2 separate regions of the Homo sapiens genome follow, and region 1 is linked to region 2. Evidence: chromatin loops called from intact Hi-C (ENCODE). Cell type or tissue: PC-3. All regions are shown on one strand. Each heading gives the region's core, and the rest is flanking DNA. Links, peaks and the distances in the headings are about the cores only. Region 1 has its middle 170 kb from the start of SPOPL-DT. Region 2 has its middle 170 kb from the start of LINC01832.

The links. A loop is a pair of places that touch in the nucleus more often than their neighbours do. Peaks named below come from ENCODE experiments on the same cell type or tissue, not always from the same donor. Only the 100,000 strongest peaks of a DNase experiment are listed, where the experiment ranks them.
Region 1: a loop joins it to region 2, with 2.2 times the contacts of the local background. A loop is called at or near these places in 3 of 110 quality-filtered maps.

What each region holds. Positions count from the first base shown.
Region 1 is chr2:138,327,544-138,337,892 of GRCh38, forward strand. No RefSeq gene overlaps it. Among named protein-coding and RNA genes, the nearest start is that of SPOPL-DT, 170 kb to the right of the region's middle. RefSeq lists an enhancer at 6,373-6,472. In PC-3, for the core only: no CTCF peak of the experiment used is centred there; no DNase peak of the experiment used is centred there.
Region 2 is chr2:138,269,784-138,280,132 of GRCh38, forward strand. It overlaps the pseudogene RPL15P5. Among named protein-coding and RNA genes, the nearest start is that of LINC01832, 170 kb to the left of the region's middle. RefSeq lists an enhancer at 1,531-2,204. In PC-3, for the core only: no CTCF peak of the experiment used is centred there; DNase peaks (open chromatin) are centred at 4,838 and 6,298; H3K4me3 peaks cover 1,824 bases; H3K27ac peaks cover 3,614 bases.

The DNA.
Region 1 (10,349 bases), core at 1,256-9,255, 58 kb after region 2:
CTCAACATTGTTAAGTGGTCAATGCTTCCCAATTTCATGTACAAATTCAATGAAATTCCAATCAAAACCTTACCAAGTTATTTTGCAGATATCAACAATTGATTTCAAAGTTTACATTGAGAGACAAAAGACCCCAAATAGCCAGCACAATATTGAAGAAGAATAAAGTTGGAGGACTGATAGCTACTCAATTTCAAAGCTTATTAAGCTTATTATAAAGCTACAGTAATCAAGACAGTGAGGTAATAGTGAAAGGACAGACAAACAGATCAATGGAATTGAATAGATAAGCAAGAAATGCTCATGTTTGATAAATGTACAAAGGCAATTCAATGGAAAAAGAATAGTCTTTTTAACAAAGAGTGCTGGAACAACTGAAAATCAACATGCAAAAAAAATACTAATTGTAGACGTAGACCTTACACTTTTCACAAAAATTAACTCAAAATGTATCACATCCCTAGGTGTAAAATGCAAAACTATAAAACTCCAGGATGATAAAAGAAAATCCAGATGACCTTAGGTTTGGCAAAGACTTTTTAGATAAAAATCCAAAACATGATTCATAAAAGAAAACATTAAGAAATCAGACTTCAGTGAAATTCAAAACTTCTGCTCTGCAATAGATACTGTCAAGACAATGGAAAGACAAACCACAGACTAGGAGAAAATATTTCCAAAAGCCATATTTAATGAAGGGCTTTAACCCAAAAACATACAAAGAACTATTAAAACTCAACAGTAAAACAAATAAACAAACCAACCAGTTTAAAAAATGGCCAAGGCTGGGTGCGATGGCTCATGCCTGTAATCCCAGTACTATGGGAGGCCAAGGCGGGAGGTTCAAGAGGTCAGGAGTTCGAGACCAGTCTGGCCAATATGGTGAAATCCCGTCTCTACCAAAAATACAAAAATTGGCCAGGTGTGGTGGTGCACAGCTGTAGTCCCAGCTACACGGGAGGCTGAGGCAGAATAATCGCTTGAACCCAGGAGGCAGAGGTTGCAGTGAGCTGAGATCAAACCACTGCACTCCAGCCTGGGCAACAGAGAGAGACTCCGTCTCAAAAAATAATAATAATAAATAAATAAAAATAAAATAAAATAAAAATAGCCAAAATATCTGAATAGAATCCCCACCAAAAAAGAGGAAAAGATGTTCCACATCATACGTTATTAGGAAAATGCTAATCAAAATGACAATGGCTAAACTTCAAAACACACATGACACCAAATGTTAACCAGGAGCAACAGGAACTCTCATTGTTTGTTGGCGTGACTGCAAAACAGTACAGCCACTCTGAAAGACAGTTTGACAATTTCTTACAAAATTAAACATACTCTTACACAAAATCCAGCAATAGCATTCCTTAATATTTACCTAAATGAGTTGAAAACTTATATCCACATAAAAAGTTGCATGTGAATGATTATAGTAGATTTATTCATAATTGGCAAAACTTGGAAGAAACCAACATATCATTCAGTAGGTGAATGGATAAATGAATTATGGGTACAGTCACACAATAGAATATAATTCAGAACTAAAAAAAACAAAATGAGGTATCAAGCCTTTAAAAGTGTGGCAGAACCTTAAATTCATATTGCTGAGTGAAAGAAGCCAATCTCAAAAGGTACATACTGTATGATTCTAACTATATGACATTCTGGTATAGGCAAAACTATGGAGACAGCAAAAAGATCAATGTTTCCAGAGGTTGGGTAGGGGGAGACATGAATAGCTGTAGCACAGAGGGGTTTTAGAGCAGTGAAACTACTCTGTATGATACTATAATGACAGATTCATGTCATTGTATAGCTGTCAGACTGGTATAATGTACAACACCAAGAGTGAATCCTAATGTAAACTATGTACTCTGGTTGATAATGATGCGTCAATATTGGTTCATTGATTGTAACAAATGTACCGCTCTGGTGCCCCGAGTTGTTAGTGGGGAAGATTGGGGTGGGGGATGAAATGTAGAAACTCTCTACTTTCTCCTCAGTTTTTCTGTAAGCCTAAGAGTCATGTAAAAAAATAAAGACTATTCATTTTTAAATACATAAATAAAGCAAAGAGAAAAAAGAATGAGAGTAGACAGGAGATTTATGGTTCTGTCTGTAAAATCAAATGGAGGGTCAAAGAAGAAAAACTGGGAAGAAATCCAGCAGTCAGGAGCATGAGAAGCACAAAAGAGACTAAAGAGTCAGCGATTTCAAATAAGGTCAAGCAGTTAGCACAGGTCATTCTTGCAGAAACCTCTGTGGCATTGCTGCCCACTTCAAGAATGACAGAGAAGACCTCTGACCTCTGGGAAGAAAACCAGAGTGAGGAGCATTTAAGTAGCAATTGAAGACAAGCTTATATAAATAAGAAGGTATTTATCTAAGCCAATTTGTAGTATTCACTTAAAAATTCCTTTGTAATATGTAAATGTAGGTAATTAGTGGTTAACATGTATCTAGTTTTTTAATAGTTGTGATTAAGTGATTTTATTAAAGATACTATAATTTTCTTTCTCATAAGCATTGGATATCTTAACCCTCTGTTTATCTCTTGGACTTACGCTAACCTTACAAGGGCCATTTGGGAGAATGTTACCAAAATTGCAGGAAAGCATTTTGTTTGAGGTGCCCGAACTAGTTTCTTGCAACTAGCCCTAGCATATTTTAATTTAGATTTCTTTATTTTGTCTTTTATCCAACAGAGAAACATTGTGCATCCAGTTTTCTAAGCTCTGAGCTTCACCAGTTATTCCTCTGCCTGTTCTGCCTGTAGCTAAACCCTCCAGCTTGCCGTCTAATAGTAACTTCATTACATTTAAGAAAACCCTGAGATTGAAGATGGCTAGTTGCAAGAAGATTTATCTGTTTATCTGAATAGTAATAAGCAAATCTGACATTGAATCCATCTCCTGACTTGCTTAAAGAATAACATAATAGATTCTGATGCCGGCAGTATAAAGCTTTCAGTTAAACCTATTCACATTGTGTGTGTGAGCACACGTGTGTATGGTCGTGTGTGTATGTGCATGAGCTTTCATGTATATTCTACAATGGGCACACAAATAGATCAATCCCTACTGATCTTTATCACAGGCCTGGGAAGGTATGAGACCAGCCTCATTCTGATAGGGTAAGTTTGGGTGATGAAAGCTTCAGAGTGAATCAGGAACCTTGGTCCCAAAGGTCTGGCTAAGAGCTATAATGTGAATGGGAATGGCTAGCAAGAGAGGGAGGAAAGCAGGGAGTGTGAAAATTTAGTGCATATAGAAAAGAGAATTAGGGGACAATACAGTGTCCAGTTTCATCCAAAATCTCTGTGCGATCACAGAACTTGTAAAATCTCTCAGAGTCATCAGGAGGAAGTAACACAATATCAGGACAACACTGGCAGTAAGATGTTACATGCCGAGAGGAAGACCATGTAGGAATCCAAGCCGATTAGAAAGGAATACTGGCAGATGCCCCAAGTCAGGGTGGAGGGCTTGCAGGGAAGTATTTGTGGGACCATCCATAGGAGCATTAAGAGGGTGGTGCAGAGTCTTTAAGGAAACTGGAGGTCTTGGTCTGCTAGGTAACATTAAATATGACTTAGAAGAGGTGCCAGGGAAGCTTCTCTGAAAGCAAACCTTAGGACAGCCTTTTCAGGTCAAAGCTCATGTTTACACAAGGCAATAATGAATGCTCTTTTTTTTTTACATGTCTTTCTGTAGAAATATATTTTTATTTCTTTTGCATAAATAGCTAGGAGTGGAAATAATGGATTGCATTGTAAGTGCTTATTTAATTTTGCAACAATGCCAAGCCATCGGCTTCAGGAGCAGCATCACTTTTCACTATTATTAAAAGAGCACAAGGGTTCCAGTGGCTCCATTTCCTCACCAACACCTGCCATTGCCAGTCTTTCCAATTTTAGCCATTTTAGTGGTGTGAAGAGGCATCTCATCATGGTTTTAATTTGGATTTCTCTAATGACTAATGATGTTGAGCACCTTTCCATGTGCTTATTGGCCAGTTGCATTGGGATTCCTCTAATTATAGTAATATCCACCTGTAAGAGATAGAAACTCATGTAGGGGGTGGAAACCTGTTTCTTTTCTTTCTTTTTTAAAGCCTCTTAGAACTTGTTTTATTTTTTATTTTTCAATTAATTTTTTTTATTTTCATAGTTTATTGGGAAACAGGTGGTGTTTGGTTACATAAGTTATTTAGTATTCATGAGATTCATGAGATTTTGGTGTACCCACCACCTGAGCAGTATACACTGCACACAATTTGTAGTCTTTTATCCCTGGCCCCCTTCCCACCCTTTACCCCTAAGTTCCCAAAGTCCATTGTGTCATTCTTAGGCCTTTGCATTCTCATAGCTTAGCTCCCACTTATGAGTGAGAACATATGATGTTTGGTTTTCCATTCCTGAGTTACTTCACTTAGAATAACACTCTCCAATTTCATCCAGGTCACTGTGAATGCAATTAATTCATTCATTTTTATGGCCGAGTAGTATTCCATCATTCATATTTATCACAGTTTCTTTATCCACTCGTTGGTTGATGGGCATTTGGGTTGATTCCACATTTTTGCAGTTGCGAATTGTGCTGCTATAAACATGCATGTTCAAGTATATGTTTTGTATAATGACTTCTTTTCTTCTGGGTAGAAACCCAGTCGTGAAATTGCTAGATTAAATGGTAGTTCTACTTTTAGTTCTTTAAGGAATATCTACTGTTTTCCATAGTGATTGTACTAGTTTATATTCCCATCAGCAGTATAGAAGTGTTCCCTGTTCACCGCATCCACACCAACATCTATTGTTTTTTGATTTTTTAATTTATTTTTTGATTATGGCCATGCTTGCAGGAGTGTAAGGTGGTATTGCATTGTGATTTTGATTTGCATTTCCCTAATCATTAGTGATGTTGACCTAATACTCAACATCCAAGTATAAGAATCTAAGTATAAGAAAGGCCACCTCACCAACAGGTACAACACCTCTTGCCTTCTGTATCTCTGCTTTATCTAAAGTCTGAACCCAGGAAGAGTCAGAATTAATTAAAAGGCTAACTATATAAAGAACAATATTTTGACAATTAGCAAGACTTGAATAAGGTCTATAGATTAGATAATAATACTGTATCAAAGTTAATTTTCCAACTTTAATAATTGCACTGTGGTTTTATAAGAGAAAATCTTTGTCTTAAGCGATATGCACCAAAGTATTTAGGGATAAAGAGGTACCATATTTGCAACTTTTAAATGTTTATTAAAAATATATGAGGTGGGAGAGACAAGGAAAAGGAGAATGATGAAACAAATGTGGCAAAATATTAACAGTCAAGGCACCTAGGTAAAGGTTATGCAGAAGTTCCGTGTTTCTTGCAACTACTCTAAGTTTGAGGTAATTTCAAAACATAAAGTTATTATAAAAAGTCTTTGTCAACAACAAAAAAGATATAAATAGAGCTATTCTTATTTGTAGAATGGAGGCTTCTTAAGCTTTAGGACCCAAGTGATGTTGAAAATGTGGCATGCTCACTGCAAAATACACTCTACCTCCCACCCAGCATCCTTAATTTTATGGCTATCATTTCTAGAGGTTAAATTTTTTTCAGAAATCTCTGTGAAAAGGTAAACATGTCTTATTTGGAAGGGTACTGCCTTAATCTCTTCTCATTGTCTAAGTGAAAGAAAGCATGACTCTAAGGAATTTTTTTCTCTCTGGCTTTTTTGAGACTAACCCAACCAAAAGCCTTGTCCCTCTTTTCATGAATGTAGATTTTGCTTTCATTAGTTGTATAAAATCACATTAAACTCCCTCTGGGAGAACAGTAACATTTAATGTCAAAATAATTTCTTTTGACTGATATATCATGTTTCTAGAAAAAGGCTCAAAAATTTTGTTTGTGATTCTCAGCAGACAATAATACTTATAGTCTGGTGTATTAGCCACAGTCATTTTTTGTGCTAAGTCCAGTAGGGATTTGGTATTGGATTCCTACTTAAGTGAAAATCACGATGCTGATTTTTTTGAATCATTTGCTTTGTGTTTCACATTTTAATGTAACACATTTATTGAGACTTTATCCAATGGTAAGAAATTCACAGATAAAAATATTACACATATCCTATAGGTGCTTGCAGAAAGACCCTTTCATTTTCACTCCAGTATTCCAGCCTGAGTCTGGAAAATAAAAACCTCTATCACTTCATAATTTCTACCCACTCTTGAAAGGATGGTTGACATCTCATTGGTGGAGCTGAAAAACAGTTGAGCCTGTTCAACTTGGGGCCTTTCTCCTTTCTCTATTCAGATTAACTAGGGTGAGTGCATTCTTCTCTGTTCCTATTTCAGGGAGCAACCACCCATAGGTCCGGAGTTAGACTCACTTGCTAGAGGCAGTTCTGAAGGTCCATCTCATTCTCTGTTTGAAGACTCAGAGATATAAAGCAACAGTCCTCAGTGATTATATCTGCTCTGGAAAGACCACTATAGCCTTTCCAATAATAAAAACAATAGTCCATTAACTATCTTTCTGATTCTTTTATAATTTACATAAATTTGTTCAGAACTCCAAAGAGGAAGAGTGCTATTTACTGGCCCCTTAAAATAACAACATTCTTATAGCTTAGTTTTTCTACTTTCATATTTGTGGTCTTTCTTTTTGTGAATTCACACTGCACTGACTGAGGTTTAAAGGCAACTTAGATTTCTACTAGGAATTGGTAATTAATAAAACTTCTACTTTTATTCCAAAACAAACTAAGTATTCATTATCTGATGAGTATGTGTTTATTACCGGGCATTAGTGGCCATTAGGAAATGCAGTCCTTTCATTTCAGAAGGCTTCGTTTGAACTTCACAAATCACATTACAAACTCTGTCAACACCTTCAACTTTCTGATGAAGTCAATAAATAGAGAAACTGGACTGGGACAGGACCTAGCCCGGCTTGGAAGGTCAGATGCAAAGTGGAGCAGCCTGGGTCTGGAAGAGACTCAATCACTGCAGGCAGCAGAGCCAGAGGAGCTGACCCAGCAACCAAAACTGTCTCCCTCCAGGAGGCTAGTGGCTATTAGGAGAGTTCCTTCTTTATTCTTTTGAAATTTGTATTATGATAAAGAGAGATAAAGTCTGAGAATGTTGCCAATCTAAAGGGAACAAAACAAATAAACAAGAAGTCAATCCAGTGAACTGAATTCTGGTCATACCATTAGACTTCTAAATCAAGCTGTGATCCTTGGTGTTTTTGTTAGGAGAGCCATTAAATACACTATCTTAAGGAAGTCATGGTAGGCTTTCTCCAATTTGTGCTTGAATAAATATTAGCTGATCGAGAAAATCTACTTATGCTTTTCAATTTTCTTTACTTTAGGCATAAGGTAAATGCTGTAATGGTATATCATTCAGTTTGAAACAGAAAAATAAAAATTATACTAAGTGTTTAAACCAGAGGAAACAATACAGGGAATCAATCCCCCACGTGATGAAAGAGCTAAAAGATGACCAGGGGATGGTGAGGCAACCTACAAATGAGCAGCAGCAGGCAGCCTGGAGGAGGCTGTTCACTAGAGCCCAAAGGCCAGGGTTGTCTGACAGAATTTGAAATACAGCAGATCCATCAATGAAATCCAGAGCCATGGAGAGACTCAGACACTGAGAGGGATGCTGCCTGAGTCACACAGATGGGGGAAAGACCCTGGCTCTTCCCCTTCACTCTCCCTCTGACCTTCTGTCTGTGACTCCCTTTGGCTAAACCCATGTAATCAGCTGATACAGGGAGGGCCCAAAAACACAGCCTGCAAGGATTGCTCTCCCTGCAAGCCCTCATCTAGTGATACTAAGTAAAGCAAGAAGGGATCTGAAAGCAAACAAGCTAAAACTCTGCACAAGCAGTGTTTGTAAATTAGCAAATATCCCATCTTGAAAGTGTTAAATGTTTATTCCAGTGCTTTCTAACCAGAAGAATGGAGGATACAAGAAGTATTTGCTCACCATGTCCATTCTGTTCCTCATTTCTTCCTCCCAAACCATAAGGAATAAAGAAAATGGGTGTTTTTTTTTTTTAAAGATCTCCAAATAATTCAGATTACACTTTTATTGTTCCTCATTCCTTCATCTTTCTTACCTGGAAACAAGGCTCTACCTCAAGTCAAAATTCAAAATGGTATGCTTAAATGGTAATATTCTTAATGATTTTCCCTTCTTTCCTACTTTAAAATTGGGAGGAACAAAACACTCTAACAAATGAACAAACCACAAAAAAATGTTTTCTATTCTAGGAATTCCAAGACCACTAAACCAACATTAATTCTTAATTATAGGTTCAAATATGAGAATTTATAAAACTAAAAGGAGACAAAATTTAAAGAAAACACAGTGGCTTTATGTGATACATCAAAACCTTTTTAAGTATGACTTTTAGTATGAGTTAAATGGATTTCTGTTTTAGAAAGTAAAAATGACACTCTGCCTGACCTCTCAGTCCATAATAGCATTCCTTGGCACCATCTATAATGATTTTGTCCCAACTCTACCTATAATACTATAAAGTGGAGGCAGCAGAACCTAGGTCTGAAACTAGGGAATAATTAGTTCTATCCATGAGTGGAGATTTTATGAGTTCAGTAAATGAGGAGTGTCTGGTTGAGTACTTAGGAGGAAAGGGGGAATTTGATGTAGTGAAGTCATAATATACTACATATCCGGAACCTTCTCAGGAATCTAAAGGTCATCTGCCTTTCAGTCCCCAAGAAATACAACCCTGCAGAAACCTCCCTGGCCATTTACAACCTGCCTGGCTCAGCTTTCCCTCAGGGCCTGAAGGATTGCCCCATCTGCCAACTCAGGCAGCCAGACTATCCTGAGGCCTTTTCTAAATCCTTGATATACGATCTCACCTGTCCTGCATGGAATATGAGGCTAAAATATTATCAGAGAATGTGCCCAGGCTGCAGCAGTCAGATTTAACCCCTGTTCTGGGAGGTGATATTTGGGAAGGTAATTAAGGACTGAATAATAGGCTTCCTCATATGACCATGAGAGTCACCTCTGAGAATTTAGAAACCTAAAGTCCAGTGTGATGAGACGCAATCAGGGACAGGAGAGAGTTTCAGACATTAAGGGGCTCTGACAAAGCTTTTCCAACAACCCCTTCCCTATCACCCAGAAAGAATTCATTGGGATGCCCAAATCTGATGTCAGCTATTCCCTGGGGACATCGGAATGCTCTCAAGATGCAATGAGGATGCATAGTGAGCAGCTAAAACACCCCTGAAGATCCTTATTTCTTTCTTATATTGGTGTTATCAATCTATTTATTCATTTATTCTCTTGGCACTGTCTTCCTTTTCTCTCCATCCTTCTCTTTCTATACAAATAGATTTGAACCACAAATGAACAAAATTGAAAAGTATTTTCCAGGTTAACAAAGTTCTCTCCCCGTAGAATTTTATACTTTGATGTGCTGCCCTCTGTCTGATGTTTAGTGTTTTCCATAATGATGAAGTCATCTTTCCAACTGCAAAGTCATTTGATAACCCAGCCAATTACCTTAAATTTTTAATTTTTAATTTTTTAATTTTTAAAGTTGTTTATTAGCCAATAATTGACTGATTAATAATTTCCACCTTGTTCTACAATTGATTTAATGTGCTTTATAAGGACATGTATATTTTAAGATATAAATTAAATATATGTAAGAAAAAAGAAAGCAAAACAAGAATAAGATATAAAATTGAGCAAGAATTGAAGTGAATACACACACACACACACATAAATAAACATTGAGATCAAAATAATCACATTCCAGTAGGTAGCTTAGAAGTTTATATGTAAGCTTTAGAAAACATAAAATTGCAAACATGGTCAGTTGAACCATTAAAAAATGTATATGGTCCATTAGACAAATGCAACCCATCCTGACATAAAACCTGAAATAAAATCCCCTCATGTAATGTAATTAAAAATTTATCAATAACTAGCTTACAGAAAACACAATTGCAATATTTTAGGGACATTTTCTATAATATTCCTAGATATAAACCAATGTCATCGTGACGAAGTCCAATTCCACCAGAGAGATACAGCAGGTTCACAGTTACAGGAATTAGCTCTGTGCTGGAATAAATTATTAAAGTAACAGATTTCAGAGCACGTGGAGGTAAAAATGTACTGCTTAAGTATAGTTAAGCAAATAACAAATCTTTATTACAGAGTGCTTCTCTCAGCTAAGCTTTGACAGCTGTAAGGAGTAAATGGTTTACTATACGGTCTCTCAACTACTACTCTTGTGTTTTTAGTTAAAAACCAGCCTTCATGCCTTGATATTAAAGCTAGGGTTTTATAAGAC
Region 2 (10,349 bases), core at 1,393-9,392:
AGCCCTAAAACAGCTCATTAGCACTACTTGACACTTTGTTAAATATTCCGTATAAATTCCTACTTTCATAGACAGGGTTTTCATTTTAATTAGTTTCCACTGGTGTAGCATTCTTTCCAGAAGGAATGTCATTGTGGTTTGGATTATGGATTGATTTATCAAGTAATGAAGGTTACTAACAAAAGACCATCCAGGCTTACATCATCTCTTTCCATACTTCTAATTCAGAACATCAAATAAGTTTAACTTTTCCATCTTATTTGCAATTATTTTCTTAAATTGTGTTTTGTCAAAAAGAAAAAAAAAAACTATGTTACTCATCCTTCTCTTACTTAACCTTGGATTACATTTCAAAATGATGATAATCAGCAAGCTGTAGAAAGTGGTATATTTATAGCAATATGGTAACCAACTTAATTAAGTAATATAAAAGATGTATTGAAATATCTGTGTTCTTTCTCTTGATTCAGATAATTTTCTTCATGATCTGAATTACAGATGGAATTACAGAAGGAATTACACGGCTTGATTACTTTTTAAAGTGATTATTGAGCTCTTCAGATATTTATTGGTTTCTCCGGATCAATTATCCACATTTATAAAGTGCTATATCTAATTGGCAATCTATTTCACTTACACTTTTTAAATTGCCCCATTGTTGGTCAAATCGTGTTTACCAGCACCAGACTCCATTATACAAAATAATTTTATTTCTAAGTAGTTTCCTTAAAGCTGTTTCTCTGATTATATATGACAACTTTGATAGACTACAGTCATCGTACAGACTGAAGCTGCCATAATCATTTTCTATATTATGGAATCAGTCTCTATTCTTTATAAATATGGATCATAGCAACCAGTTAAGACTTGTTTTGCTACAGCATGGTTTACATTGTAGGTAAACTCAAGTGAATAGCAAAACAATAATATTGAGAGTTCAATAGATAATGAAAACCTAGAAAATCCAGATTATTTAATAATAGAATCTTAGAATTAAATGAGATGACTTACGTTAGAATGAAATTATATAATCACATCAGTGATTATCTAGTACAGCTTCTAACTAAAGCAGAAATATCTTCTGGCATGTACTTGACAGGGGCTCATTATTTTTCATTTTTTATTTATTTATTGAGACAGGCTCTTCCTCTGTCACACAGGCTAGAGTGTAGTGACATGATCATGGCTCACTGCAGCCTTGACATCCTGGGCTCAAGCAATCCTCCCACTTCAGCTTCTGGAGTAGCTGGGACTACAGCTGGCTAGTTTTCCTATTTTTTGTAGAGACAGGGTCGCACTATGTTGCCTGGGCTGGTCTCAAGCCCGTGGCCTCAAGCAATTCTTCCACCTTGACTTCCCAAAATGCTGGGATTACAGGCGTGAGCCATCACATCTGGCCCCATTTTTCATTTAAACAAACTCGATGGTGTAAAAAATCACTTGCTTATAGGACATCTCATATCTTGAAGCATCAGAGAGGTATCACATCCACACAGGTGAACTGTAGCCTTCAGAGCCCGACAGTATATGTTCAAATTCCATTTCTACTGTTTCCTGACTGGAAAGATGGGCACATTTCATAACATCCTGGTACTTCGATTTTGTGATGTGTAAAGCGGATTTCTATAAACATTAAATTCGTGTGGTAGGAGTTATGAAGAAATTATTTTAGGCAGAGAGGAAAAGGGGTCCTTGGAATGTTTTTGTTTCTTTTTAAAGCAGCTCAAGAAACGTTTCTTATCTAGCAGAGAAGCCCTGGCTCTTAGGGGCGGCAACCTTTGATATGCAAATGCAGGCCATTAGAAACTGGGTCCACCCAACACGGTGATTCTCACCGTTGTCCTCTTGCCCTTGCCCCCACGTGTCCCTGGCAACATGGCTGCCCCCACATATCCCTAAGTATGGAGCCCTGCATTTGCATATTAAAAGGCTAGGGTGGAAAGGCCAATTTTTTCCCAGGCTACATGAATAACATGGCTGGTCAAACCAATCCCCTGAGTCCTATGCAAATCAGACACTGCCTCCTCCAGCCTCCTCATAAAACTGGCTGGTATCCTCGGCACATGGGCTCTCCTTTCTCGGCTTTGGAGCCCCTCACTCTGTCTCTGTACAGGGGAGTTTCTTTCTTCTTTCTTCTCCCTTCCTTCTTGCCTATTAAACTCTCTGCTCCTTAAAACCACTCCACATGTATCCATGTCATTTTATCTAATTCGACTCCAGACGAAAAACCCTGGTGTTCCTCCACTCACTGGAGCCGTATCATTAGTAAATATGAGTAAAGACACAGTTAATATTATATAAACACACAGAATACTCTCATGAATGCAATAATATTTGTTAGAAAATTATTTTATATGTAAACCTAAATCTGTCTCTCAGTACCTTCCACTCATTCCTTCTGGCTCTGACTCTAAAACCATGCTATGCAAAACGTATCCCTCTTCTGTATTTCCAGACTCAGTCTTCTGGGCCTTCTTTTCTTTAGGCAGAGTGTTACTAAAGGCCTAACATACATGAATACTGTCTTCAAGTCAGTGGAGTCCTAGACTAAGATTCACATGTTTCTTCGCTTTTTGGCTGATTCGCTGCAGCACTCTTTTTATTTTTTTCTTTTCAGTTTTACAGATCTTCAGCATATATCATATTTCTTCACAAACTTGATGTCTTTATTTTAACAAAAGTTTAACCACGAGTTTTAGGGTAAGAAAAGTATGCCATATATGCAATACATATGCACACACAAACACACACACATCACATACACATTGTTGCCTGTGTATCCCATAGAGTACACATTTCTGAAGCACTTTTTCCCTAGACCAGCTTCATCAAAATAAATAGTAAGTAACTTATCACTTCACTTTCAGAAAGCAGGGTTGTTTGCATTTCTTCAGTACTTCTACCAAGACTTCAAGAGGCCAGAGATACTGATCAGGCAGGAAATTACACAGAGGGAAAATAACATACATGAGTCCTAAAAATGTAGACTGTAAAGCATTCAATATGAAGGATGAAACCTACACTCTGTATCTACAGGTTCTTTAGTTTATGGATACAACTTGCTGTAATATGCCCTTTTTCCATTTGTTTATACAAGTTGATTCATATAATCTGTGTGCCTCAAATTTGCATAGAGACTTTGTTACTACTCTCCTATTAGCTGTAAGACTCTGTATCTAACCACCTCGGCAAAAATTGTGACAGTGAAAGTAATGTGACCTAATTTCATCTTGCTTGTGACCTTTAAGCTGCCCTTGCTCATTCCTGAGTGTAGGCCAAGCTAACTATGGGAGGAATTTAGTTTATAGCTTAACCTCAAAACAAAGATGATAATGTTACGGTGGGGCCGGGTGGGGTGGGGTGGGGCGGTGGGGGGAAGGAGAGGGGTCCTTGCTCCCAGAGCTCCCAAGATGGTGGTGGGCTGCTTCCAAGACGGTGGCAAGCCTTGTTTTTTCTGACCTGGGGTTCTTGGCCTCACGGATTCCAAGGAATGGAATCTTGGGCCATGCGGTGAGTGTTATAGCTCTATTAGAAGCCGTGGGTCACAGAAGAGAACCATTGAACCCAGAGACTAGTGTTCAGTTCAATTAGGATGAACCCGGGCACTCAGCTGTGCAGGAACAATGGCAAGCCTTTAGCCCAGTCAGGAGCAGCAATGGGCGCCTCCTGGATCAGGAGCACAGCAGACACCCTGCTGGATCCAGAGGGATGGAAATCAGCGGTGGGTCTGCGACATCGGCAAACAGCAGTGGTGGACGGCAAGCAAAAGCTCAGCTCCAGCCGTAACAAACACGGACCAGAAGAGAGTGCAGCTGCAAGATTTAATAGAGTGAAAACAGAGCTCCCATACAAAGGGAGGGGACCCAAAGAGGGTAGCTGTTGCCGGCTCGAATGCCTGGGTTTATATCCTGATCATTATCCCTCCAGCTTGCTCTCAGGCAATAGATGATTGGCTATTTCTTTACCTCCTGTTTTTGCCTAATTAGCTTTTTAGTGAGCTCTCTTTACCACCTGATTGGTGGGGTGTGAGCTAAGTTGCAAGTCCCGTGTTTAAAGGTGGATGTAGTCACCTTCCCAGCTAGGCTTAGGGATTCTTAGCCTAGGAAATCCAGCTAGTCCTGTCTTTCAATAACAGTCCCTTCCTAAAATAAACCCCTTCCTTCCTTGGGGATCAGACTTCCTTTGAAACTAACAAATTGGCCACAAGATTAGAAATTATGGCTCAGGAGTCATGCAGCCAGAGGCCACAAGATTCTTCACCTCCCCAGTTGCTCCCATAGGTAACATTGCTATTATAAAACCTAAGATTGGTGTTTGAGACATTTTTTCAGAGCCTGCATTGTGATGGACCAGCTGGCACCACCCAGGCTGGTAACCTGGTTTATCTGGTCTCAAAAGCTAAAGCTCCAACCCAGGAACTGACTCAGTACAAGAAGTCAAGCTCCTCTATAACTGCCCAAGGGGTTCACCTTGCCTGTTGCCTAGACGGAGCCAATTTATCAAGATAGGGGAATTGCAATAGAAAAAGAGTAATTCATGCAGAGCCCGCTGTGCAGGAGACCAGAATTTTATTATTACTCAAATCAGTCTCCCTGAGCATTCAGGGAGCAGAGTTTTTAAGGACAACTTAGTGGGTGGGGGAAACACAGTGAGCCAGGACTGCTGATTGGTCAGGGATGAAATCATAGGGAGACAAAGCTGTCTTCTTGCACTGAGTCAGTTCCTGGGTGGGGGCCACAAAATCAGATGAGCCACTTGATCAATCTGGGTGGTGCCAGGTGATCCATCAAGTGCAGGGTCTGCAAAATAGCTCAAGCACTGATCTTAGGAGCACTTTAGGGAGGGCCAGAATCATGTAGCCTCCAGCTTCATGAGTCATAAACCATAATTTCTAATCTTGTGGCTAATGTTAGCTCTACAAAGGCAATCTAGTCCCCAGGCAAGAAGGAAGTCTGCCCTGGGAAAGGGCTGTTACTGTCTTTGTCCTAAACTATAAGCTATAAACCAAGTTTCTCCCAAAGTAAGTTCAGCATACGCCCAGGAAAGAACACGGACAGCTTGGAGGTTAGAAACAGGATAGAGTTGATTAAGTTAGATCTATTTCACTGACTCAGCCATAATTTTGCAAATGTAGTTTCAGCTCCAACTCCCTGTGATTTCATCCCCAACCCAACTAATCAGTATTCCCCATTCCGTTGCCCTCTGCACACCAAACTATACTTAAAAATCCCTAGCCTCCAAATTTTTAGGGAGACTGATTTAAGCAATAATAAAATGCCTGTCCTTCAACTTAGGCAGTTCTGAGTTTACTAAACTCCTTCTCTATTGCAAAAGGCTGTTCTCAGTGCATCAGGTTTTCTGGGAAGCAGGCAAGATGAACACATCAGGTGATTACATATACAAGTTATTTAATTTCTTGCTGCCACTTCTGACAAATTATGTTTAGAAACAAGCCTTCTTACCTCATAGAACTTGGGTTATCATAAGCAAAAGAAACTTTGAAATTTTGAAATTGTAAGCAGACAGGGAAGGTCTCCAGGGATTATAGGAATTTAATCAACTTTAGCAATCAGCCTGTTTTACTGCCTTCTGCCCTGAAGTCTGTTTTTTTCCAAACCCTATGTGGAATGCAGTTACCTTGTTGATTGGAACCAGCTCCTGACAGACCCCAGCAACTTATAGATGAGTCTGAGTGAACTTCCCTTGTTACCATGCTGAAGTCTCCACCTGGGAGAAGCAGTAGCTTCATTACCTTAACATGCAACCTGTGAACTGGCATAATCACTGGCTGCTTCTGCACAACTGGAACCCCTCCTCTACATGTGGTGACGCACCCTCTCCCTATATATTGCCCCATATAATCCTCTTGTCACTTTCCCTCGAGGAGACAGTGCTTTGGAGAATACTCTCAGTGTTCTCCTTACTTGGGCCAGGTAATAAAACTCCTATTGATCAAAACCTTCATTCTTGTGGAGAGTTATTTGTTATCAGGCAAATAAACCCTGTTTTTTGGGGAAAAACAAAATTACTCTAAAACCATAAAGTAAAAAATAAAATAAAAAATTATCAAGACAATAGCTGTTAACAGTTCTGAGAAGATTCGCGAGATTCAGGGGTTTTTGAACTTTTTTTTTAATCATCTAGAATATTTGGGTATACCTAGTAGTTTCTTTCCACAGCATTCAAACACAGGATCTGGGAAAGTAACCTGTATCAGATTTGTTAGATTTTTCTCTAGCTCTCAGAGGGCAAGAACTAAGCCTTCTCGTCAGGGAACTTCCACAAAAGTAAATATTTGATCATGATAATTAAATAAATGTGTAACCCAAGAGTCAAAAACGTGAATCATCAGCATAATAGCTCTGTGCTGCTTCTACCTCTAGTCTGAGAAAATCCACCTTGAAATATTAAAATTGTAAGCAGACAGGGAAGGTCTGCTTACAATAAAAAAAAATTAGGATTTTTTTTATTACAAAAAGACTAATATTAAACTGTAGGAGCAAAAGGAATTTCCTTCCCTCCCTTTTCTGAAGGTTTGATAACTTTATTCTATAAACCAAACTTAAAATAGACAGATTAACAGGAGAAGGGCACACAAATATATTTATACATACATGAACATAGGAGCCTTGCAAACATGAAATTCAAAGGACAGAACAGATGGCTGAAGTTTTTACACCATCCTGAGGGGACAGAAAGATTAGGGGCTTGAGGCTTCTAGAGGAGGGAGGAGGTGGCATTCCAAGAGAATGATGGGAGGAAAGCATGGTGTGAAAACAAGTAATTCAGAATCTAAGCTGTTGGAACTTTCAGATATTTTGAGCCTTAAGGGAATGTGATTATGGGACCTGAGTCATGTGACAGGCAGTTGTAACGCAGGCAGCTGTAATCTTTGTTGTTTTGGTTATCAATTAGCCTTTTCTTTACCTACAGTGTTTTATAAAATGTGGTAAATGACAGAAGGTTGCCAGAGAAGACCCCTTCCCTGTTCACTGTTGATCTTCATTGTAGATTAACTTTCCTCTTTCCTCTCTTACACAAAGACTTCATTACTGTCACATTGTCTAAGATGGAACATTAAATATGCTTTTAAATTGGAAAGGATATGAAAACAAGCTGTTAAAAAAAAGTTAGTTGTAACTCATAAACGAGGCTTATATAGAAAATGTTATAATCCTACTAACTGTCCTTGTTTTCTGCTAATATAAGGAAGAACTTAACTTTTAACTTCAGAGCACTGACCCCATTTCTCAGGAGTCCATGTTTCTTGGATAGTTATTCTCAGCTTTTCACTTAAATAAACTTTTTAAAATTGGGTTCTGATCCTGTCAATTATTTCAGGTTGACAATGGCAAGCAAAGTTTTTCTTATTATGCAGATGAAAGCTCATTGGTAGCAGCTCTTGGTATAGATAGGAGCCTGAGGAAAAAGTTTTAGTCTCCTTTGTTTGTGAGTTAATCTTTTCTAGATGTGGATAAAGGCAGATAAGGGATGGGGCTCAGAGAAAGCCTGTTTGTATTCACTGTCAACTTCACTTATGTAGATTTCCTCTACAGTTGCAAATCTTCCTCACAAAAGGACAGCTTGTAAAAGGTATTCCTATGGTCTGCAGCCTCTCTGAATAGCCACATCAAAATATATTAAAGACATATATTTGAAAGTGGTGTATTTTGGTTTCCTTCAGAATCAAAACACATTAATATTTTTAGGATATAAGAGAATTGCCACTATGCAGTAATCCCTATAGTACTTTGGCAATGATAGGAATATTATTGCCTGTGATGCTACACCTTACTTTTGCTCTCTTTATCTTATGGCACTTGGTGAGCCTTCAGAAGGTTTAAATGAAAAATTGAAAGCAGATGGCCCTTTAAGAGAGACTTTATGTATTAAAAAAATTTTATTTATTTAAAAGAGACTATTGCTTCTGCTATTTCAAGCCACCTTGAAGGGAAGCCTGAACAGTCGATCAACCTGTTGATGGAATGCCAATTTTATTACCATAAAGTAGTGCCTCAGGAAAAACTAATCAGAACTTTCATGAGAAATGCCCCAGATACTCTAGGGTCTATAGTAGCAGAGATCCCTAAACCAATGTTATTTGTTGTGGTTCATTGGCAAGCATTATCTTTAATGAGCTGGGTGAAGGTTTCCAATGTTCTGTATGTGTTTTCACTATGAATGAGACAGGGTTTCACCATCACTTTTTCATCCAAAAGAGATTCATTCATGCCATAAACATACTAGGCACAGGTGATAGAATGGTGGATACATAGGCACAATCTCTCTTCCAGTGAAGTTTATGAAATAATAAAGTGGCAGTTCCCAAAGCTGGGTTCTGGATCAATAACTAAGTTGTTAGAAAAGAAATTTCTCAGGCCCCACTCCAGCCAGACTTCCTGAATCAGTAACTCTGAGGATGGTGCCCAGCAGTCTTTCTTTTTTCTTTCTTTCTTTTTTTTTTTTTTTTTTTGAAACAGAGTCTCACTCTGTTGCCATGCTGGAGTGCAGTGGTGCGATCTCGGCTCACTGCAACCTCCATCTCCAGGTTCAAGAGATTCTCCTGCCTCAGCCTCCCGAGTAGCTGGGACTGTAGGTGTGCACCACCACGACCAGTTAATTTTTGTATTTTTAGTAGAGACGAGGTTTCACCATGTTAGCCAGGATGGTCTTGATCTCTTGACCTCGTGATCCACCCGCCTAGGCCTCAGCAGTCTTTTTTTAAGAGCTTCCAGGTGGGGAGTAAGACTCTTTCCTTTCTGTCTGGTGGCAGCCATCAGGTAGGCCAAGATAGGTGCTTACAAGTACATCCAGGAGCTGTGGAGAAAGAAGCAGTCTGATGTCATGCACTTTCTTCTGAGGGTCCGCTGCTGGCAGTACCCTGCTCTCCACAGGGCTGGCACAGAGTGGCAGCTCTCTGCTCTCCACAGGGCTCCCCGCTCCACCCAGCCCGATAAAGCATGCCGACTGGGCTACAAAGCCAAGCAAGGTTACATTATATATAGGATTTGTGTTCGCCGTGGTGGCTGGAAATGCCCAGTTCCTAAGGCTGTAACTTAACGGCAAGCCTGTCCATCATGGAGTTAACTAGTTAAAGTTTGCCCAAAGTCTTCAGTCCGTTGCAGAGGAGCAAGCTGGACACCACTGTGGGGCTCTAAGAGTCCTGAATTCGTACTGGGTTGGTGAAGATTCCACATACAAATTTTTTGAGGTTATCCTCATTGATCCATTCCATAAAGCTATCAGAAGAAATCCTGACACCCAGTGGATCACCAAACCAGTCCACAAGCACAGGGAAATGCGTGGGCTGACATCTGCAGGCTGAAAGAGCCGCCGCCTTGGAAAGGGCCATAAGTTCCACCACACTATTGGTAGTTCTTGCTGCGCAGCTTGGAGAAGGTGCAATACTCTCCAGCTCCACCGTTACCACTAATATAAGTAAAGTTTGTAAAATTCATACCTAATAAACAATTTAGGGCAGTCATGTCTGCTTACAGGTGTTATTTGTTTGTTAAAACTAGTCTGCAGATTGTTTCATGAATGCTTTGTCAAATTATGAAAGTTAAAGTGCAATAATGTTTGAAGACTGTAAGTGATGGTGTATCTTATTTCTAATATGATAAACTTTTTGTTTTTGCTTTATCTTATTAGGGAGTTATATGTCAGTGGTGTTATGATAGGTTCAAAATAAATTCTTTAAAAGAGGAGTCAAAAAAAAAAAGCTTCCAGGTGATCTGAGACAGGTGCCACTGAAACAATGAAACTAGATATTGAACAAAACATTACAATGTTGTCAATGTAATTAGCAAGAAGAGGAAACCCTTACATCTAAAACACTGGTTTTCAACCACAGCTCTACATAGAAAGATCACTCAGGAAGCTTTAAAAGAATATCTAAGCTGAGAATTCAACCCCAGGGTTTTGCCTGGACTAAGAACTCAAGCATCATTATTCTTAAGAAGATCTCCAGGTGAATCTCATGTGTATCAAAGTTTGAAAAGCATTCAGCTTTGCAACTCAAACTGTGGTCCATGGTCCAGATGCATCATATCACCAGGAAGCTTGTTAGAACGGCAGAATCTCAGGCTCCATCCCAGACCCACTGAACCAGAACCAGCATTTTTAACAAGACCCCCAGGTGATTGCTATATGCATTAAGGCATGAAACACTGGTTTAAAGAGTTTGTGATTAATTCCTCTCTTCTGAGGCATCTGTGCCCCTAATATGAAGTAATAGCACACACATTATCTATCACAGCCTGAGTGTGGTGTGATGTGCCTAGGGCATCTTTGGTTTGTCATGAAACATTTTTTGTGGTTTGTTCAATGCCTGAGAAGAGTTCTCTGGG